Linked DNA regions of Homo sapiens: region 2 is linked to region 1. A link is a loop called in an ENCODE intact Hi-C map of the cell type or tissue named here. Cell type or tissue: PC-9. All regions are shown on one strand. Each heading gives the region's core, and the rest is flanking DNA. Links, peaks and the distances in the headings are about the cores only. Region 1 has its middle 70 kb from the start of GNE. Region 2 overlaps LOC124902150 (a long non-coding RNA gene).

Region 1 (12,792 bases), core at 2,158-10,157:
ACAAACCTGCACGTGTACCCCTGAACTTAAAATAAGTTAAAAAACAAAAATGCCTCAGGCATTGTAGTTGCCAATTCTCATAAGCAATTGTCACTTTGGCCTTCCTAGACCTCTAACCAGTCTCCAAACAAGTTCCCCTGCCCTGCTCTTCAAACTAGAAGTTGAGCACTGGGCCTACCCAATGTATGTCACAGGGCTCCGAAAGCATCACATTTACTTAAACCTTCTGGTGTAACGGGGATGTAATGTAATTATTATGTACTTAAGAGAGGATAAATTGGCTGGGCATTTCTCCATTGTAGTGAGCTATTTGCTGTTGGTGCCAAACCTGCAGGCCCTGCAGAGTCCATTCACAGTCATTCCCCTCTGCCCTCAGGGATATTTTGATAGGAAATCTTGAAACGTATTCTCTGTAGTAGGCAGCATCCAAGATGGCCCCAGGGATCCCAGCCTCTTGATATCCACACCCTTAGGCAGTCCCTTCCCACAGTGCACCAGGATTGGCCTGTGCGACCAAAGAATATAGCAAAGGGATGGCAAGTCACTTCCACAATTAGGTTATAAGGTTACTATAGGTTATAAAAGGCTTCAAAGCTGAGTGCCATGGCGTGTGCCTGTAATCCTAGCTACCTAGGAGGATGAGGTGGGAAGATCCCTTAGCCCAGGAGTTTGAGACCAGCCTGGATAACATAGAGCCTCATCTTAAAAAAAAAAAAAAAAAAAAAGACTCCACTGGGCGCGGTGGCTCACGCCTGTAATCCCAGCACTTTGGGAGGCCAAGGCAGGTGGATCACCTGAGGTCAGGAGTTCAAGACCAGCCTGGCCCACATGGTGAAACCCCGTCTCTACTAAACATACAAAAATTAGCTGGGCATGCTGGCAGGTGCCTGTGATCCCAGCTACTCAGGAGGCTGAGGCAGGAGAATCACTTGAACCCAGGAGGCGGAGGTTGCAGTGAGTTGAGATTGCACCACTGCACTCCAGCCTGGGTGACAGAGCGAAGACCCTGTCTCAAAAAAAAAAAAAAAAAGGTTTCTCTGGCTGGGTATGGTGGCTCACACCTGTAATCCCAGCACTTTGGGAGGCCGAGGCAGGTGGATGACTTGAGGTCAGGAGTTCAAGACCAGCCTGGCCAATGTGGTGAAACCCTGTCTCTACTAAAAATACAAAAATTAGCCGGGCATGATGGTGCACACTTGTAATCCCAGCTACTCAGGAGGCTGAGGCAGGAGAATTGCTTGAACCAGGGAGGCAGAGGTTGCAGTGAGCTGAGATCATGCCAGTGCACTCCAGCCTGGGTGACAAGAATGAAACTTGGTCTCAAAAAAAAAAAAAAAAAAAAAAAAGACTTGTGCTCTCTATCTTTATTGGATAATTTGCCTTGAGGAATGGGGATGGTTACTGGTAGGCAATGAAAAATGTTCATTAGACAAAATGTCTAGATTTGTAAACCCAAGAACTTAGTCCGGAAGACAATATTGCTTCTTTTGATTTAGAAGAAACTGAATGCTCTAGAGGGCAAAATAATCGATTTTTCATTCAGTGCTGAGTTTCAACCACGTATCATTAATACGTGAATGATTCCAGGACCTTCTCTCCAGACCTTTGGAGGTGTCTTCACACAGGAAAGCTGTTGGTTAATGAGCCTGCCATGTGGGTATACCGTAGTTGGCACTTTCATTCTCACTCAGTTATTTGCGTCCCTTTGATCCTGCGAAGTATCTTCGTATCCCCACATGCTAGATGAGGAAATGATGCCTGAAGAGGTTACACAAATGACCCATGGACACGCTGCTAATTAGTGGCACGTCTCTGGTGTTAATAAGGATTCTCAACGAATTGGAGTTATGTTACCAAGTCAAAACATGGGGAACTGGCTGGGCGCGGTGGCTCACCCCTGTAATCCTAGCACTTTGGGAGGATGAGGCGGGCAGATTGCTAGAGCTCAGGAGTTTGAGGCCAACCTGAGCAACATAATGAGACCTCTTGTCTCTACAAAAAATTTAAAAAATTAGCCGGGAGTGGTGGCACAAACCTGTGGTTCCAGCTACTTGGGAGGCTGAAGTGGGACAATGACTTGAGCCTAGGAGCAAGACCCTGTCTCAAAAATAAAAACCAAAACTTGGGGAATTCGTCCTAAGGATCCACGGGTGTCTCATGGAGCTTGAGAGCTGAGGTCCAGGTAGGACACGACCAGGGACCATTGGTCATGCTCCATCGGGGTGCTCTGCTTCCCTCTCTGCTCCTCTCCGTCTCTGCTCTGTTCTTCTCTTTTCCTGCAGTCAGGCTCTCTCTGCTCCTCTAGGCCTTGCGGCAGGAAAAGGTGGCCACTACGGTTACTGGTTTTTTTTGTTTTGTTTTTTTCCTGGTTTTTTTTTTTTTTGAGATAGAGTCTCGCTCTGTCACCCAGGCTGGAGTGCAGTGGTGCGATCTCAGCTCACTGCAACCTCTGCCACCCAGGTTCAAGCGATTCTCCTGCCTCAGCCTCCCGAGTAGCTGGGACTACAGGTGCCTGCCACCACGCCCAGCTAATTTTTGTTATTTTTAGTAGAGACGGGGTTTCGCCATGTTGGCCAGGCTGATCTCGATCTCCTGGCCTCAGCCTCCCAAAGTGCTGCGATTACAGGCCTGAGCCACCACGCCTGGCCATCACTGTTCTTTTCTTCCTCCCTCAGTTCCAAAATCCTAGAGAAGGCACACCCATGGGCACAGGGGGCACGTCATGTCATACAAAATGGACGCTGACCTGGCCCCACTCCCGAGGGCCTCAGCGGATAGAGTCATTATGAGCTGCGCCGATAGCCCGGAAGCGGAACTAGCGTTGCAGATCAGCAGCAGGGAGCGAGCCCCTGTGAGGTCGGCCAGGGACTTCCTACGGGTGGATTGCTGTGACAGCAGCTTTGTGCCTACAACTTCTGCCAGCTTCCTGCTTTTTCTCTCATCACAGCCATTTTGTCCAAGCAGCCCCTACGGCTACTTATTGTGCAATTCACCGAGTGCACTGAGGAGCTTCAAGAAATAGCTGCCTGGGCCTGGGTTTCCGTCCACATCTTTGTGAGATGAGACTCTGGGGCTGCCTGGGCCTGAGCTTCCGTCCACATCTTTGTGAGATGAGACTCTGGGGCATTTCCCTCCAGCATGGCCTTTGGTTCCAAGTCAGGTTTGGGTGGTAGATTCCTAGGAAGAGTCTCGATGAGCCAGTCCCTGTGGGACAGGCGATGCCCTCTCTGGACAATGGGCCCCATGGACCCTGGACGGTCGAGGAGCTGATGTCATCTGAGTTCTGTGCACGGGCCAGGGCTTGTTGCTGGTTGCAGTTTCTGTGTGCGTGCGGTATGTCGGGGTGGCTGTCAACTCTGTCTGGATTAATAATGACTGACTTGAACCTAATTCATTAGATACACAAGACCAGGAAGGTGGTTCACCCAGAATTGGGCAAGTCATGGGAGCCGCGGCAGCCTTCCTCTGGCCTGTCTCTGCCAGGCCTCCGCAGTGCATCACTCAGAGCTGAGAGGAGCCCTGCCCAGCTCAGCAGGCCCAGGGTCCTGAAGAAGGTGTTGTTGGCCCAAGGCCCCCAGGCAGCCCTGGGATGGCACAGGTGGCTCCTCACCTGTCTGGAGGCCCTCGACAGCCCCTGAGGCCTTTCCCAAGAAGGCCTTCACCCTGGATCTAATCTGGAAGGGAGGAATCTTCCTCTAGTAGTAAAAGGGGTAGTCCTCTCTTAAAAAAGGAGGCTTCCTTCTGAGGCCTCCTGAAGTCAGCCTTGTCTTAGCTGCCACAATTACACGCTAACACCCAGTTGCCCAGGCTTCTCTCTAGAGCTCTAAGTCTGGTCATCCAGCTTGTCTGTTGGACATCTGCCCTTGCGTGTGCCCTGGGCACCTCCCAGCACGTGAAGTCCAGTCCTCCTCACTCATGGGTACTCTGCTCTCCTTCCTTACTCTTCTCAAAACCTGCTCCTCTAATATTCACTCCTTACGGGACTGTTCCCACCAGCCCCCTAACCAGTTCGAGCCCAAGTGTTATTCTCCACTCCTTCATTCAAGAAACATTTATTTGGCCTGCAGTGGCTCAAGCCTGTAATCCCAGCACTTTGGGAGGCCGAGGCAGGCAGATCGCTTGAGGTCAGGAGTTTGAGACCAGCCTGGCCAACATGGTGAAACCCATCTCTACTAAAAATACAAAAATTAGCCAGGCGGTGGTGGTGTGCACCTGTAATTCCAGCTACTTGGGAGGCTGAGGCAGGAGAATCGCTTGAGCCTGGGAGGCAGAGGTTACAGTGAGCCGAGATTGCGCCACTGAACTTCAGCCTGGGTGACACAGCGAGACTCTGTCACATACACACACACACACACACACACACACACACACACACACACACGCATTTATTCAACCCCTGCTATGTGCCAGGCCCTGTGCTGGGCTCTAGAGGTAAAGGCATGAGTCAGTGCCAGCACAAGATGCTTGCAGGTTAGTGGAAAGCACACCTTTCCACCCAGGGAAGGGAAAAAATGAGAACTTGGCAAGCTCACAACAGGAGGAGGGTGTAGAGCGTCTTGCTCCCTGGCTTATAAGATTCAGGAAAGGTTTCCTGGAGGAGGGGATACCAGAATTGAGTCAGGGGAGAAGACAGAGGAGGGAGGAAGAGGACTTCCAGGCAGAGGGGAATGTGGGGCCCAGTGTGTCTCGGGGAACTGGGAACAGGCTGACGCTGCCAGAGTGTAGTATGCCGGGCAAGGGAGTCCTGGCAGCCAAGGCTGGAGCCATCATCAGGAGCAGGTTAAGAAGGCTCTTGTTGCGAAGGGGAGCATCTAATAAGATTGGACTTTGTCCTGTGGCAGGGGAGAGCCATTTAAGGGTTTGGAGCTATGGGTGGGAGTCGGGGGTAAAGGGGCCACGATCAGGTTGTATTTGAGTGATTCCCTCTGGAGGCTGTGCAGAGGTCTGAATATGAAAGTGAGGGGTACAAAGCAGGAAGCGAGATCGTGGAAAGGCAGGAGATGATGGGGCCTGAACTAGGGCTGTGGAGGAAAGGGAGAGGAAAGGACCGTTCACTAGGCGTTGGGGAGGCAGAAGATGAAAGAGTCAAGGATGACCCTCCTGTTTCTGGCTAGGGTATCCGGTGAATGGTAGGCCAGCAATGGAGCCAGGCAGTACAGGAGAAGAAATGTGTTTGCGGGGAAGTTTGAAGAGTCCATATTTGGATATGTTGAGTTTGAGTGCCTACAGCTGGGGTGTCCAATCTTTTGGCTTTTCTGGGCCGCACATAAAACTCTATCACTAATGATAGCTGATGAGCTGAAAAAAAATTGCCAAAAAATCTCATGTTTTAAGAAAGATAAGGAATTTGTGTTGGGCCACATTCAAAGCTGTCCCGGGCTGCATGTGGGCCCGCGGGCCATGGGTTGGACAACTTGGCCTACAGGATATTCAGGAGGATAACTTCAGGAGGAGATGTTTAGCAGGAAACACAAGGAGAAGTGGGACTGGAGATAGGAATCTCTGTGTTAGGGGAACTGTAAAAAGGTTGCTGATGCAAGTAGGAGAGGATGCACTAGCTCCAGGAAGAGTGCGCAGAATGGGAAAATGGTGAGGGTCATATCCTGGTGAGCCCTGATGGGAACGGGTGGGCCAGAGAAAAAGAAACTCAGGAGAAAGAACTCAGAGAGCAACACTGAGGATTTAGTGAGAGGAGTATCACATGACAGCCAAAGGGCGAGTCATGGGAGCCGCAGCAGCCTTCCTCTGGCCTGTCCCTGCCAGGCCTCCACACCTCGATATGCAGAGAGTCTCACACCACAGAGCAGTCCAGCAGCACAAAGACTGGAACGTGTTTATTAGACCTGACATTTAGGAAGCCACTGGCAAACCTGTGGTTGGGAGAGGCAGGCCTCGGCCGACATGGTAGCTCCAGTCTCAACCGTACCTATGGCACTGTGGAAGGAGCATGGGAGTGGAATTCATATGCAGCAATCAGTCTTGTTCAGCACAGAGGAGGCTTGATTTTAAAGCTAAACAAATTTGCATTTTGGAATGCAACCAAAGCTAGGCACGGTGCCTCACGCCTGTAATCCCAGCACTTTGGGAGGCTGAGGCGGGCGGATCACTTGAGGTCAGGAGTTCGAGACCAGCCTGTCCAACATGGTGAAACCCTGTCTCTACTAAAAATACAAAAATTAGCCGGGTGTCATAGTGGGTGCCTGTAATCCCAGCTACTCGGGAGGCTGAGGCAGGAGAATCACTTGAACCCGGGAGGTGGAGTTTGCAGTGAGCTGAGATCATACCACTGCACTCCAGCCTGGGCGACAGAATGAGACTCTGTCTCAAAAGAAAAAAAAAGAATACAACCAGAAAAAAAAAATCCGTTATTAAATATTCAAAAACCACATAAACTTTTAGAAGCCCCACTCTGCAGGGAATAAACACAACATTGCTCAAGAAGGAATGAGGTTGTAAGCTGTAGCGATCCTGGACTATTCTGGCAGGCAGATTTCTAATGTATGCTTTCCACGAATAAAAGCAATATGAAAGCACATTAACTGTTTATAACCGTGTCAGTCCTGACCTGTGCATTAAGAAGCTTGTACTGTATTTGGAACTTGGTTTTGAACAACAGCGCCTCCTGGTGTAAATGTCATGCATAAATACTTTACTAGCATAGTGGCAATATTCTAATAGAAATATTGCTGCTCTGATACTTTTTTACTTAAAAAGCAAGTTAAAAACATGTTTTGGGATGAGGAAAGTGATATGGAGGACTTGTTTAGGTTTTATGTAGTACAGCATTAGGGATATTGATAAAGCTGTCATTTAAGATGATAAAAATTCATCTGCCCTTGCATTGTACAGCTGTACTTCTATAAAGTGTCACAGAGTGGGGTCTACCACTTATTTTTTTAATGAAATTTATAGCCGGGTGCGGTGGCTCATGCCTGTAATCTCAGCACTTTGGGAGTCCGAGGCGGGCAGATCACCTGAGGAATTCGAAACCAGCCTGACCAACCAACATGGAGAAACCCTGTCTCTACTAAAAATACAAAAAAAAATTAGCCGGGCATGGTGGCGCATGCCTGTAGTTCCAGCTACTTGGGAGGCTGAGGCAGGAGAATCACTTGAACCTGGAAGGCGGACACTGCAGTGAGTCGAGATCGCGCCACTGCACTTCAGCCTGGGCAACAAGAGCAAAACTCAAAAAAAAAAGTTTATAAAATGATACAGAAGATTGAACAATGAATTTCTCAAATTGAACCATTTGTGTAACCAAGCACGTAGATCAACAAATAAAAAATGACTGACAGCCCAGATGCCTCCTCATGCCCTGAACTCCTGTAGGTCACGACTGCCTGGCTAGGGTAATCACGGTCACGTCTTCTCACATCACAGATCAATTCTGCTTGTTGATATTTCTATGACTGGAACAATTTGTAAGAATATTCTCACAAGTATATTGAATAAGACACAAGAGTGTGTTCTTTTGGATCTTATTCAATACATTAGCAACATTTACCCATGTTGCTTGGTGTAGTTGGTTTTCTCTTTGCTGTATAAAAACCATTGTAAAGCTCAACCATAATTTATCATCAGTCCTATGGTCGATAAACATTTGGATTGTTTCCAGGGTTGGGCTTTTATAGCCTGCTATGAACATTATTGTACATGCCTTTTGGTGCCCATATGCATGCATTTTATTAGGAATATACCTAGAAGAAGAATGACTGGGTTATAGCGCATGAACTTTAGTAGACAATGCCAACCAGTTGTCTAAATTGGTTGTTCCAATTTATATTACCATCAACAGCAGATGAGAATTTCAGTTTGCTTCACATCCTCACCAACATATGGTATTGTTAATCTTTCTAATTATAGATATTTTCTGGTGGGTATATGTCATCGTACTTTTTAAAAGCAGCTTTATTAAGACACAGTTCAATTATAGATAATTGCACCATACAATTGATCCACTTACTGTGTACAATTCAGTGGCTTCCAGTATACTTGGAGTTGTCATCCATCACCATAATCAATTTTAGAACATTTTCATTACCCCCCAAATAAACTTTATAGCCTTTCATTATCACCCTCAACTCCACCATCCCCTCAGCTCTAGTCTACCACTGATCTATTAATACTTTCTCTGTAGAGTTGCCAATTCTTAACATTTCATATAAACAGAATCATACAGGCCAGGCACGGTGGCTCACGCCTGTAATCCCAGCACTTTGGGAGGCCGAGGCTAGCAGATCACAAGGTCAGGAGATCGAGACCATCCTGGCTAACACGGTGAAACCCTGTCTCTACTAAAAATACAAAAAATTAGCTGGGTGTGGTGGCGACGCCTGTAATCCCAGCTACTAGGGAGGCTGAGGCAGGAGAGTGGCGTGAACCCGGGAGGCGGAGCTTGCAGTGAGCAGAGATCGCGCCACTGCACTCCAGCCTGGGCGACAGAGCGAGACTCTGTCTCAAAAAATAATAAAATAAAAATAAACAGAATCATACAATAAGTGGCCTTTTGTGTCTGGCTGCTTTCACTTAGCATGTCTTCAAGGTTCACTAGATTTTGATTCTCCATGTGGGACACAGGTTGTAGGCTTCCTATTCCCTTTAAGCTCATCTATCTGATGATACATTTCATAGTGAATTTATCTTCATGGACCTACCAGGAAGCAGTGCTACTCTAAATCAATCTGTGAGAGCATGACTGAGGTTTATCTTTGACTGCAGGAATGAGTGAGCTTTGTTAACATTTTCTAGGCCAAATTATTTTGGCCATCCTTTATGATGAGACATTCTGAAGTCTCAAGTTCATTTGTTGGAACAGATCCAAATGATTTATTGAGTTGAAACAAATCTGGCTATTTTTTGAGAGGGGTTTTCGCTCTTGTTGCCCAGGCTGGAGTGCAATGGCACAATCTTGGTCATCACAACCTCCACCTCCCGGGCTCAAGTGATTCTCCTACCTCAGCCTCCCGAGTAGCTGGGATTACAGGCATGTGCCACGATGCCTGACTAATTTTGTATTTTTAGTAGAGATGGGATTTCTCCATGTTGGTCAGGCTGGTCTCAAACTCCCAACCTCAGGTGATCTGCTTGCCTCGGCCTCCCAAAATGCTGGGATTTCAGGGATGAGCCACCGTACCCGGCCTGAATTGGGCTTTTCTTTCAAGTATCCCTACAGCCGATCTTATTGCTGACATCTATGTAGAGGCATGGGAACTTCCACCCAGCTGAAGAAGATACACACGTGGGAGGTGGCCATGTGAAGACAGAAGCAGAGATTGGAGTTATGTCTACAAGCCAAGATAAGCCAAGGGTTGCTAGCAGCCATCAGAAACTAGGAAAGGCATGGAATGAATTCTCCCCCAGAGCCATCACAGAAAACCAACTCTGCCAACATCTTGACTTTTAACTTGTGGCCTCAACTATGAGAGAATAACTTTGCTTTAAGCCATCACATTTGTGGTAACTTGTTATGGCAGCACTAAGAAATGAATACACTAAAGACCTGATTTCAAAGCTGCCTGGCATAAGCTGGTGCTCAATAAAAGCTCGCGGAGCTGAGTTAGGTTGTGAATATTCCTTAGCAAGGACCTGGACCTCTCTTTGTGTGTGTTGAACAAGAATAACTGAACGTGAGCTCTTTTTCCTGATTTGTTTCCCTAACTAAAATTTAGTAGCTTGGATCAGAGAGATGGTCCCAGTTTCCTGTAGATCTTCTGGAATTAGAGTAAATGTGACCTATTTTCCTCTTTAATGGCATCAAGGCTGGGGCATTCTGAGTGTGAATCACCATGGATAGTGACACATTTTTTATTGGCAAGGGGACCGGCCTTATTTTGGTAGATGAGTTGTTATTTTCCTCTGATTCAGCTTAAGTTTAGTACTGATGTCCAAAAGCAGAAAAGGAGAAAAAGAGCCAATTAGGATGTCTGGATACCATACTGCTTACACTGACTACAGAAATGTCTATCATACTAGGGTTAAGTTTGAACTATCAGAAATCTGCCTCAGCACACATTTGGAGAATTTTTTTTTTTTTAAAGACAGGGCCTCACTCTGTCATCCAGGCTGGAGTGCAGTGGCATGATCAGAGCTCACTGCAGCCTCCACCTCCTGGGCTCAGGCAATTCTCCTGCCTCAGCCTCCCTAGTAGCCTGGACTACAGATGTGCACCATCACGTCCGGCTTTTTTTTTTTTTTTGGTATTTTTTGTAGAGATGAGGTTTCGCCATGTTGACCAGCCTGGTCTCAAACTCCTGAGCTCAAGCCATCAGCCAGACTCAGCCTCTCAAAGTGCTGAGATTACAGGTGTGAGCCACCACACCCAACTGGAGAACTCTTCACCAGAAGATATACAATAACCACCTTATTTAGCCAGACTAGTGGGTCCTGGCAGACTCCTAGGTGTGGACCATTGGTTATTAACCAGTCACCATGTATTGTTCCCATGTGTAGACCAAGAACTAGACATTTGAAGGGGATGTGGATTTCTTCTTCCTGAACAAGTCACTTCTTCTATATAGTGGGAAAACATCCAAACTAATTCTACCACATATTTTCAGATTATAAGGTGACATTCAATATTCCTGGCTGTCACTATGTTTTTCCCTTGTTCCTTTTCCTATATTTCCTGCCAAATTAGGAGACAGAGATACATGAAAAGGTCAAGAGTATGTGTGCTGTAGAGTATCTCAAGAGGAATCCACCCCATCTCAAAGTGGGGCTCAAGTTTCCTACCCCCAATTCTTTGGAATGCTGAATTTTATGAGGATCAAATTATTTTTTTTTTTGAGACGGAGTCTCACTCTGTTGCCCAGACTGGAGTGCAGTGACATGATCTTGGCTCACTGCAACCTCTGCCTCCTGGGTTCAAGTGATTCTCCTGCCTCAGCCTCCCGAGTAGCTGGGATTACAGTAGGCATCTGCTACCTCGCCCGGCTTTTTCTTTTTTTTGAGATGGAGTCTCGCTGGGTCACCAGGCTGGAGTGCAGTGGTGCGATCTCAGCTCACTGCAACCTCTACCTCCTGGGTTCAAATGATTCTCCTGCCTCAGCCTCCCAAGTAGCTGGGACTACAGACATGCGCCACCACACCCAGCAAATTTTTATATTTTTAGTAGAGACAGGGTTTCACCATGTTTGCCAGGATGGTCTCGATCTCTTGACCGCATGATCCGCCTGCCTTGGCCTCCCAAAGTGTTGGGATTACAGGCGTGAGCCACCATGCCCAGCCCTTTTTTTTTTTTTTTGTATGTTTAGTAGAGATGGGGTTTCACCATGTTGGCTAGGCTGGTCTTGAACTCCTGGCCTCAAGTGATCCACCCACCTTGGCCTCCAAAGTACTGGGATTACAGACGGGAGCCACTGTGCCTGGCCCAATTATTTTAAATAGCTGTGAATTCAAGCAAATATATCTGAAGATTTACTGACAAACAAGGAGCTTTGTTCTTGAATCTATGGCAGCTTCAGAGAAATTAAGACTGCTTTAAAAATGAGTATTTTCTAATGTATTGTAGCAACAAAAGTTACATTCAACTATATATAGAATAAAATGTTTTAAAATCATACTGTAGTTTGTTAAGGCATACAATAATAGAAAGTCATCTTGGGATCTCACGAGTAACGTTCAACTCTTTAGAAACCAGGTTAACTCTGCATAGTTCTGGTCTAGACCTGTGCCATCTAACTTGGCCACTATGCACGTGTGGCTACTGAGCATTTGAAATGTGGCTGGTCCAAACTGAGATGCATCATCAATGTAACATACACACTGGATTTCAAAGACTTGGTATGAGAAAATATAAAGTATCTTAATATTACAGTAGAAATATTTTGGCATATTGGACTGAATATTAAAAATAATTTCAACTGTTTTTAATGTGGCTCACAAAATTTAAAATCATGTGGCTAATTACACTTTATTGAACGGCCTTGTTCATCCAGTTCATTAAAGTGTACAAGAGAGCTGAAACATTGGCTGTGTGATGTGATCCCATTCATAAGAATCTCATCCTCCCGGCCAGGCGCAGTGGCTCATGCCTGTAACCCCAGCACTTTGGGAGGCTGAGGCGGGTGAATCACCTGAGGTCAGGAGTTTGAGACCAGCCTGGCCAACATGGCAAAACCCCGTCTTTACTAAAAATACAAAAATTAGATGGGTGTTGTGGCACATACTTTGAATCCCAGCTACTCGGGAGGCTGAAGCAGGAGAATCACTTGAACCCAGGAGACAGAGGTTGCCGTGAGCCGAGATCACGTCACTGCACTCCAGCCTGGGGGACAGAGCAGGGGAAAAAAACAAAACAAAACAAAAAACACAACTCTTTTCTAGGGAGTGACTCAGGCCGCCACTACCCAAGCAGACGAAGAGAGCTGGCTTTTATATATGCTTCTGCATGGAAAGGCCACATAGCCTATGCTTACAGGCCCTTGGCCAGAACCATGCCCCTCCATGACTTATGTAAGTAGGGTGACTTGGGATAGTGCATGGGTACTTAGCAGTAAATGCCTCTGTCATAAGACATGGTGTTAAGTTTTGGGTTTCTTGAAACATTCAAAGTTAAACACAAGTACTCTTCTACGTATGTTGGAAAAAGGAGGGAATAAAATCAGGATGTGGTCACTTCTGTCAGAGGAGTACTGGAGCCAGTCAAGAGGGTAAAATCTTAATTAACAAAGCCTATGTAGATTGTTTATATTTCCTTCCTTTTTTAGTCAAAGGAAAACTATTATACAAACATATATGGAAAATGACAAGCAGAGGCTCCTCCTTCCATATTATGTTGACAGTAAGTTG
Region 2 (10,381 bases), core at 44-8,043, 51 kb before region 1:
GGCTGGTCTTGAACTCCTGACGTCGATCCACCCGCCTCGGCCCCCCAAAGTGCTGGGATTACAGGTGTGAGCCATCGCGTCCGGCCAATTTGGAACTCTTTAATGGTATTTTTCACATAATAGCTGTCTAAATCTTAGACAACTGAATGACTGTTAGACATCACTAAATTTAATGGGGCATAAAATTCTGCGGAAACCCAGGTGCTTCGGTCTATGGTACTGTGTGTGTGTGTGTGTGTGTGTGTGTGTGTGTGTGTGTGTGTGTGTGACAGGGTCTTACTCTATCACCCAGGCTGGAGTGCAGTGGCAGGATCATGGCTCACTGCAGCCTCAACTTCCTAGGTTCAAGCTATCCTCTCCCCTCAGCCACCTGAGTAGCTAGGACTACAGGCATGTGCCACCATGTCCGGCTAATATTTGTAATTTTTTTAGAACTAGGGTCTCGCTATGTTGCCCAGGCTGATCTTGAACTCCTGGCCTCAAGCAATCCTCCTGCCTCAACCTACTGAAGTGCTGGGGTTAGAGATGTGAGCCATTGTGTCAGGCTCTTACACCTTTGTTAAATATTTAGCGGTGCTTTCCTGGCCACGTACCCTCTTTTTCCAACTGCCCATGTACCTAGTCTTCTCTGCCCTCTGGCTTCTCTTCTCTTAACCCCTTCTTTTTCACACTGTTGGTCACTGCCTTATTCTTGAGATATTTTACATCCTGGGCTTGCAAGACACCTGATTTCCTGCCTACTTCCAACTTCTCTGACTCATACTTTCTCAAACTCCTAAATAAAAGTATTTTCTAGAATTCTGTAGTCTTCCTTATATCTCATTTTAGTGTATCTCCAGCATGACTTCAACCACTTGCATGGTTTCACATTCTTTTTTTTTTTTTTTCTCTTGAGACGGAGTCTCGCTCTGTCGCCCAGGCTGGAGTGCCGTGGCGCGATCTCTGTTCACTGCAAGCTCCGCCTCCCGGGTTCACGCCATTCTCCTGCCTCAGCCTCCCGCGTAGCTGGGACTACAGGCACCCGCCATCATGCCCGGCTAATTTTTTTTGTATTTTTAGTAGAGACGGGGTTTCACTGTGTTAGCCAGGATGGTCTTGATCTCCTGACCTCGTGATCCGCCGGACTCGGCCTCCCAAAGTGCTGAGATTACAGGCGCGAGCCACCGCACCCGGCCGGTTTCACAATCATTTAAAATGATTCCTAGATGTGAATTTCTATCCCAGTCTTCTCAGTCCAAACCCAAATATTCAGCTACTTATAGGACATCTTTATTTGGATGTGTTCTACAAGCACTTCAAATCCGCTTGTCCAAAATTGAGCTTTCTTCTTCCTTATAAACCTGGGCTTTCTCTTCCGTCCTAATTCTCAGTGAATCGTATTATCACCTACTAGGATCTTAGGAGGCATTCTTGACCTCTGCACCTCCTTTCTGTCTCACATTCAGTGTGCCACAAAACCCTATCAGTTTTACATTTTAAAAGAGTATTTCCTGGAAGAGAGAACATGATGTGATTGAAGACAATAAAATGGGCATGAGAATAGCATACAGGGGAGACCAGCCTGACAGGAGAAAGGTTTTACTGAGGAATATTGGAAAAGATAATTGAATTATTAAGTGGCAGAGTAACTTGGAAGATAACTTAAAGGCCATATAGAGTATTTCAGAGCTTGTGTGGCCATAGAAACCACCAAACATTAGGCAAATGAATGAAATGATTATTTCAGGCCATATTTTTAAAGTCAGTTATACAAAAAAAATGGATGGAGAGATGAGTAGAACAACTATTACTTTCATAACTAGAAACAACCATTTCTAAGCAGATTTTATTGATGACACGAGGAAAAAAACTTACAAGTTCCAGCTAGAAGCTCAGAAAGTCTGACCTTGAATTTCAATTTAAGTGTGCTAATAAAAAATAAAAATAATAAATTCTCATTGAAGAAGGCAGATAGAAAGTATGCATTGGTGATACAGCTAGGAGTAAACTGTGTTGGCAATAATTGCAGGAATAATATCATCTGATTGAAAAGTTTTTATAAGGCCAGGTACAGGGGCTCAACGCCTGTAATCTCAGCACTTTGAAAGGCCAAGCCAGGAACATCACTTGAGCCCAGGAGTTCGAGATCAGCCTGGGCAGCGCAGCAAGACCTTGTCTCTACAAAAAATTTAAAAGTTTGCCGGGTATGGTAGTCTGTGTCTGTAGTCCTGACTACTTGGGAGGCTGAGGCAGGAGGATCCCTTGAGCCCAGGAGTTGAAAGCTGCAGTGAGCTATGATTATGCCACTACAATCCAGCCTGGGTGACAGAGCAAGATCCTGTCTTTAAACACACACACACACACACGTTTGTATAAGCCATTCCTTAACTATAGATGATCTTTAAATTGAATATATATTTTAATCACCTAATTGAACTGTGATGATGATTTCCTAAAACATTTGGATTTCCATATGCCTCAATGAAAAATTAGGTTTAATAAACTACACTATAGTATAGCACACTATATGTCGCATTTATATATTGATAAACATGATAATTTCCTTTTTATTTGACTTAGATACTAATTAACTTGGAGTAAATGCACCCACCCCAATCATGTGATCAGTCAATAGTTAAATAACTGAGGGAAAAGAAGTACAAATCAGGCAGCTCTACATGCCATGTTTCAAAAGGGAAGGAAACAAAATAGTTAAACTTTGCATGTTTTGGAAATAAACTGTATTTATGAAACAGAGATCTCAAAAAGTAAAAGGAACCCCACTTTATCTGATGAAAGTGCCAGGAATCTGGAGAAAAGAGTTCAATTTCAACTTTCAGTTTGGAGATGCAGAAAGACCCTGAATTTTGGCACAGTAACTGAGAAGCAAGTAGCAGCCACAGAATGACTAAACTGAGTTAGCAGTAAAAAAGTCTTTAAAAATGATGGATTTGATAGATTTAAAACCAAAGCTTTCCTCTTCCTCTTTGTAATTTTCCTTTTTCCCCCCTTTTTTTCTGATTGCAATTTCAATAATAAAGCTCTATTGAATTCCGAATTACTTACATGAGGTCCTTGAAAGCATGACTCCCTCTGCAGATAACCATAGGTTTCCATCCCGAAGCACGAGCTCTGTACCCTAGTGTGGTTTGAAATAATGAGCAGAGCAGCTGTTTTCTTGGTTTAGCTGCCACGGAGCAGTCACCAATAGGCATCTGAATTCCAGACTAAATCGTAAGCCCCACCTCTCTGAAAAGGAAGAAAAAAAATGTGGCTCTGAATTCTTCTCATATTCCTGGACAGTAGCTCGAAAGTAGGTGGTCAGTCAGCGTCTGAGTGTTACTTCCCTGTTTTGGATTTCCCATTCCATCCAATAATTTTACTTTCCACTAGAAAAAGTTTTCTTCTGAGTTTCTTAAAATCTACAAAAGTCTTTTTTGTAGTTCAAAAATCTACAAAAGTCTTTTTTCACATTGTTTTCACACATACGTAATTCTAATTCTAAACTTTTTTTTTCTATTCTTTTCTTTTTTTTTTTTTTTTTTTTTTTTTTTTTTTTGAGATGGAGTCTTGCTCGTGTCTTGCTTTTGGTGCTTAGGGACTCTCACAGCCAGATTGGTAGCAAGGGATACTGACCAATGATCTACTTATCAAACAACTCTCCATTTCACTGGTAAATGCTCATTTGACCACTGGAACAGCCTAGCCTTATCTACCACACAACTTCACATTCCACTCAAGAGAAACTATACTAAAAGGTATCCCCCACAGGCACAGAAATTCTTAGTTAACCATTGTATGTTTATAGATTTTGAAGTCAACCATGGTCTGAAGTCTATTTTATTTTATTTGAAAGAGACTGGGTCTCACTATGTTGCTCAGGCCCATCTCGAACTCCTGGGTTCAAGCAATCCTATCACCTCGGCCTCCCAAAGTGCTGGGAATACAGGTGTGAGCCACCATGCTAAAATAACTCATTTTTTTCTTATATTTTTCTTTATTTTTTTTTCTTCTTGAGACAGTGTCTTGCTCTTGTCGCCCAGGCTGGAGTGCAGTGGCACAATCTCAGCTCACTACAACCTTTGCCTCCAGGGTTCAAGCAATTCTCCAGCCTCAGCCTCCCGAGTAGCTGGGATTACAGGTGTGTGCCACCACGCCCAGCTAGTTTTTGTATTTTTTAGTAGAGACAGGGTTTTGCCATGTTGGCCAGGCTGGTCTTGAACTGTTGACCTCAGGTGATCCACCCGCCTTGGCCTCCCAGAGTGCTGGGATTACAGGCATGAGCCACCACTCCTGGCCCTTATATTTTTCAAATATGTTAAAGGTATACATAACCCTCAACAACATTTTTTGTTAAATCTCTGCTCTTTGCTCTTTCTTCCCATCTGTTTCCTCACATCCAGTCTGCTCTTTTTTCTCTCTTAACTAAAAACTCTGTTAAAAAAAAAAAAAAAAGTTGTCTTCTCCGCTTCCTCCGTCTTTATAGAGAGGCAGGAGAGAACACTTCTAAGTGTGCCAGGGCAGGACCTTCTTTTTTCAGGCAGATAAAGGAGTGGATCCATGGATAGTATTTTTTAGAGGTGGGGTCTTGCTGTATTGTCCAGGCTAGACCTGGACTCAAGTGATCCTCCTGCCTCAGCCTCCCAAGTAGCTGGAACTAAAAGTGTGCACCACTTGGCCAGTTTTCATGGATGATTGTTATGCTTTTTCACTTCCTCTTGGTTAATCTTGACAGACATCCCCTCCTCCCAATAAAAATATCCAGGCATGGTGGCTCACACCTATAGTCCCAGCACTTTGGAAGGCCAAGGCAGGTGGATCACTTGAGGCCAGGAATTCAAGACCAGCCTGGGCAACATATTTAGATACCCATCTCTACAAAAAGAATTTTTTTTTAATTAGCTGGTCTTGGTGGCACATGCTTATAGTCCCAGCTGCTCAGGAGGCTGAACTGGGAGGACTGCTTTGAGTCCAGGAGTTTGAGGCTGCAATGAACTGTGATCTTGCCACTGCTCTGCAGCCTGGGCCACACGGCAAGACACTGTCTCAAGAAATAAATAAACAAAAATATCCAGTATTTAATATACTGTCCATAGACTGCCTATAGGACCTCACTTGAGAGCTTACAAATCAGCAATGGGAGAGAAAAAGCTGTCCAATAGAAAAAATTGGCAGAATAGCACTAGGGAACTCAAAAAAATATATGATCAAAAGTCTGACCTTACTACCATTTTTTAAAATTGTTTTTTGTTTTTATTTATTTATTTTTGTTTATTTTTTTGAGACAGAGTATCACTCTGTCACCCAGGCTGGAGTAGAGTGGCACGATCTCAGCTCACTGCAACCCCCGCCTCCCAGGTTCAAGTGATTCTCCAGCCTCAGCCTCCCAAGTAGCTGGGATCACAGGCATGCACCACCACCCCAGCTAATTTTCGTATTTTTAGTAGAGACAGGGTTTCGCCATGTTGGCCAGGCTGGTCTCGAACTCCTGACCTCAGGTGATCCTCCCACTTCAGCCTCCCAAAGTGCTGGGATTACAGGCATGAGCCACCTTGCTCAGCCTGTTTTTTGTTTTTTTAAGACAGAGTCTTGCTCTGTCGCCCAGGCTGGAGCGCAATGGCACGATCTCGGCTCAGCAACCTCCACCTCCCGGTTTCAAGTAATTCTCGTGCTTCAGCCTCCTGAGTAACCGGGATTAAAGGAGCCCACCATCACGCCTGGTTAATTTTTGTATTTTTTGTAGAGATGAGGTTTTGCCATGTTGCTCAGGCTCCTGGGCTCAAGCAATCTGCCCTCCTTGGCCTCCCAAAGGGCTGAGATTACAGGCATGAGCCACTGTGCCCAGCCTGCTCAGTGAAATATTATCCTCTTTTTAATAAATAAGATGTTCTTCATTGTGCTTTATGGGAGCACATATAATTAAAATTTTGTATTGTAAATTCAATATTAGGGCTGATTTTTTTTTTTTTAAACGGAGGTCTTACTCTGTCGCCCAGGCTGGAGGGCAGTGACGCGTTATCTTGGTTCATCGCAACCTCCACCTCCTGGGTTCAAGTGATTCTCCTGCCTCAGCCTCCTGAGTAGCTGGGACTACAGGCACATGCCACCGTGCCCAGCTAATTTTTGTATTTTTAGTAGAGATGGAGTTTCACCATGTTGGCCAGGCTGGTCTTAAACTCCTGACCTCAAGTGATGCGCCTGCCTCAACCTCCCAAAGTGCTGGGATTAGAGGCGTGAGCCACCATGCCCAGAGACATTTTTATTTTTATTTAATTAATTAGCTTATTTTAAAATACAAAGATGAAGTCTCACTGTGTTGCCCAGGTTGGTCTCAAACTCCTGGGCTCAAGTGATCCTCCTGCCCTGACCTCCCAAAGAGCTGGGATTACAGGCGTGAGCTGCCATGCCCAGCCTGAGCTGTTATTTTTATTCTGTCCATTTGATAATCTATTTGAAAGCTATACTCCTTGTGATCCAATCCCTACATTGAGTTGAAGTTAAATAAACACTGGTCTTGCTCTGAGTCTTAAAGAACCATGTTGATGTTTACTGTAGATGTTTACTTTAATTGGGCTGCACAGGAGTTTTATTCAGAGCATCATCCAGAAAGCTTCTAAACATCTTCACACAGTTCTCCTTGTCCCTGTAGTTTCCCAGGTGTTAAAAATCTCCTTTTCTGTCCCTTTGCACAGGGTTCTCACCCCATCCTGATGCTCTTCTGAATCACCTCCTCCTTCATGCTTCTCCTAAACAGAGACTCATTCTGCAGGGATTCTGGTGAATACAATTCTCCATTGAGCTACACATCCTTAGAACAAATGTTTAATGAGCACCTACTGTAGGCTCTGCCATGAATAATCTTTCACATTTGGTTAGGCTTTTTTCTGTCTACAGAATTACTTTCATGTCCATTATTTAGAATAGGGGTCATCAAATCTTTTCTATAGAGGGCCAGATATTTTTGCAGGCCATGTCTCTGTCACAACTTCTCTGCTCTGCCCTTGTGGTACAAAAGCAGCCATACACGATGTATAAAGGAATGGAGATGGCTGTGTGCCTTTGAGACTTTTTTTTACAAAAACAGATAGTGGCCTGGAATTGGCCGCTGAGCTATAGTCTGTCCACTCCTGACTTAGAACAACTCAGTGAAGTGGAAGTTACCTGTCCTATTTTATAGACCAGGAAAGGAATTGAGGCTCAGAGAAATTAAGTGGTTTGCCTAAAGTCACACAAACAAGTTACAAGTGGCTGACCCAGATCTCAAACATGGGTCAAAAAATGTGACTGCAAAGTCACTGCTATTTTAACCACACCATACCGTCTGTCACTCATTCAGATAGCTTGTGTCAAGAGTGACAAGCTTCTTAACCTACGTGCCACATGTTTGAGGAAGAGTTAGGTAAATTTTGATGCATCCACAAATCGCTATGCAGTTAGTCAACATGATATTTACAATGTGAAATCATGGAGAAATATGAAATGATGTGAATCAAAAGGCTAAGCACAAGATCGCATATAGAGTTGTGCTTGTGTAAAGGAAAAAAATACATAAAGGACTTAAGGGAAGTATCTTAGAATATTAACAGTTGTTGCCTCCTTGTAGATGCGAGACTGATTTTTCTGTGTGCTTATTTCTACTTTTTGTATTTTGCACTTTTTTTTGTTTTGTTTTTCTGAGACGGAGTCTCGCTCTGTTGCCAGGCTGGAGTGCAGTGGCGCAGTCTTGGCTCACTGTAACCTCTGCTTCTCAGGTTCAAGTGATTCTCCTGCCTCAGCCTCCTGAGTAGCTGGGACTACAGGTGCGCACCACCATGCCCTGTTAATTTTTGTATTTTTAGTAGAGTCAGGGTTTCACCATGTTAGCCAGGATGGTCTCGATCTCCTGACCTCGTGATCCACCCACCTTGGCCTCCCAAAGAGCTGGGATTACAGGCGTGAGCCACCACAAGCCCGGCCTTGCACACTTTTTTACAGTGTACATTATTACTTTGTGAGCCAGTAAATAATAAAACTTCGAAAGTGAATGCATCTTGAGGATGCTTACAATTTATTTTTTTTTTCCAGGATAAGATGGTTGGATTGGTCACTGGCTGGAACAGGAGAAATACATTTCACTTCAGATAAAGTAGAGAATACAGTTTTTAGCCAGGCAAAACCCTGATCTGTTTAAGACTAAGTTTCACAGAATGACAGAGGAAGTTGTGAAAAGCCTTGGTCTCTGGGCAGGCCTCATTTTTAGCCATGTTGCATGGTCCACCCCTAAGTGAACTACTTTAGAGTCCCCTCTTTCCTGAGAGAGCAAAAGAGGAGAGAAGTCTCCTTTGGAGAAGCAAAGACTCCTTCTCCAACTTGCAGCTTTTTTACCCCTGTGTTCTGCAATGATGGTAATATGAACAAACGTTAAATGTGTAGATACTGCAAGTATTATCCACAAGAACATCTAAAAATCATTTGCAATCCATCTTCTTCTAGAAGAGGTTAATGCCATTTATGAGGGTTGTAACGTGGAGAATTTTCTCATCACTGGGTTTCAGGCTGCAGATGTAGGGGTCAGATGGGCTAGTAATGAGCAGAATGCCTAGGCAATACGCTGATCTAATACCTGCCTCTTGGTCTTTCCTATTTGTTGAGCACACACGAGGGCAAGGACAAGGCCTGCCTGGTTGAACCGGAAAGGTACAACAGGCTACTTTTAGATCAGACTGTTTGGCACTTACGTAAACAGCAAAAGGAAGAGTGGCTCAAGGTGCCAGCTCCTATGGTCTTTGTCCCACTCACCAAAAGGACAACACCAAAACAAGAGGGGTCAGATAACTGCAAGGCAAGCCATGGGACGCCCTTTCGAGAAGCTCATTCTTAGCTGCAGCTAAGGGCTTTAGTATTCTGCAGCTCTATTCTGAGGGGGCCACAGCATAAAGCCCTAATCTCATCAGAACCTGGAAGGCATAAGAAATCATCTCAGCCTTCCAGGGAAGTAGGAACATGAATGGGAGATGGCATACATGCCACCATCCTCTCATGTTAAGGTATCTTTAAATAGAAATACACAGAAAACAAAGTTACGTATTGGTTGGTTGACAAAAATGACCAGAGGCTTTAGGAACCTAACCCTGTATTTCCCTTAAGAGTAATAATTCAGTATTCACTTATTCAGCATTCACAGCAACTTTATAGAACATAACTACCATGAAGAAAGAGAACTGGCTATATTATTATGAATACAGGAATGTAGTTTGGCCTTCACACACAGCCCCAAAAGGGCTCCAAGACTCTCCCTCCCTCCTCCGAGGTCCCCAGACCACACTTTGATAACTATTTCTGGTAGACTATAAACTGTGGCCAACTAGGGGTCAGCCATAGCTATTTTGTTCCTCTTCACATTTCCAGAGTCTTGCATAGTGCCAGGCATATATTGTGAGTTAAGTTAAAATGGGCTGGGGGTAAGATTTTTATGAGAAAGTTAAACCTGAGAGAGGAGAGACAGAGTGGTCTCTTTGGTGCTAAAGGTCAGTTCAGCCTTGATGTTGTTGTTGTCGTTGTTGTTTTTGAGACGGAGTCTCGCTTTGTCTCCCAGGCTGGAGTGCAGTGGCGCGATCTCGGCTCACTGCAAGCTCCGCCTCCTGGGTTCACGCCATTCTCCTGCCTCAGCCTCCCGAGTAGCTGGGACTACAGGCGCTTGCCACGCCCGGCTAATTTTTTGTATTTTTAGTAGAGATGGGGTTTCACCGTGTTCATCAGGATGGTCTCGATCTCCTGATCTCGTGATCCGCCCATCTCGGCCTCCCAAAGTGCTGGGATTACAGGCATGAGCCACTGCGCCCGGCCGTTTTTTTTTTTTTTTTTTTTTTCTTAATGACAGGGCTCACTCTGTTGCCGAGGCTGGAGTGCAGTGGCACAATCTCGGCTCACTGCAACCTCTGCCTTCAGGGCTCAAGCGAACCTCCCACCTCAGCCTCCTGAGTAGCTGGGAGTACAGGCATGAGTCACCACACCCAGCTAATTTTTTGTATTTTTTTAGAGATGGGGTCTCACTATGTTGCTCAGGCTGGTCTCAAACTCCTGGGCTCAAACAGTCCACCTGCCTTGACCTCCCAAAGTGCTAGGATTACAGGCATCCACCATTGCACCCAGCACAACATATATACCTTATTTATTTATTTATTTATTTATTTATTTATTTATTTTGAGACAGAGTTTCACCGTGTCACCCAGGCTGGAGTACAGTAGCGTGATCTCAGCTCACTGCAACCTCTGTCTCATGAGTTCAAGCGATTCTCCTGCCCCAGCCTCCTGAATAGCTGGGATTACAGGCCCCCGCTACCACTCCCGGCTAATTTTTGTATTTTTAGTAGAGACGGGGTTTCTCCATGTTGGCCAGGCTGGTCTCGAACTGTTGACCTCA

Evidence for each region. Hi-C counts contacts between places; a loop is a spot of excess contacts. Peaks named below come from ENCODE experiments on the same cell type or tissue, not always from the same donor. Only the 100,000 strongest peaks of a DNase experiment are listed, where the experiment ranks them.
Region 2: it touches region 1 in a loop (4-fold over the local background); 7 of 110 quality-filtered maps call a loop at or near these places.

What each region holds. Positions count from the first base shown.
Region 1 is chr9:36,322,389-36,335,180 of GRCh38, forward strand. No RefSeq gene overlaps it. Among named protein-coding and RNA genes, the nearest start is that of GNE, 70 kb to the left of the region's middle. In PC-9, for the core only: CTCF peaks have their summits at 6,606 (motif pointing left) and 6,807; DNase peaks (open chromatin) are centred at 5,783 and 6,593; H3K27ac peaks cover 932 bases.
Region 2 is chr9:36,273,849-36,284,229 of GRCh38, forward strand. All of the region lies in intron 2 of LOC124902150 (a long non-coding RNA gene), which reads left to right. It also overlaps a transcript of GNE not described here. Among named protein-coding and RNA genes, the nearest start is that of GNE, 21 kb to the left of the region's middle. In PC-9, for the core only: no CTCF peak of the experiment used is centred there; DNase peaks (open chromatin) are centred at 1,403, 3,223 and 7,373; H3K4me3 peaks cover 3,338 bases; H3K27ac peaks cover 5,396 bases.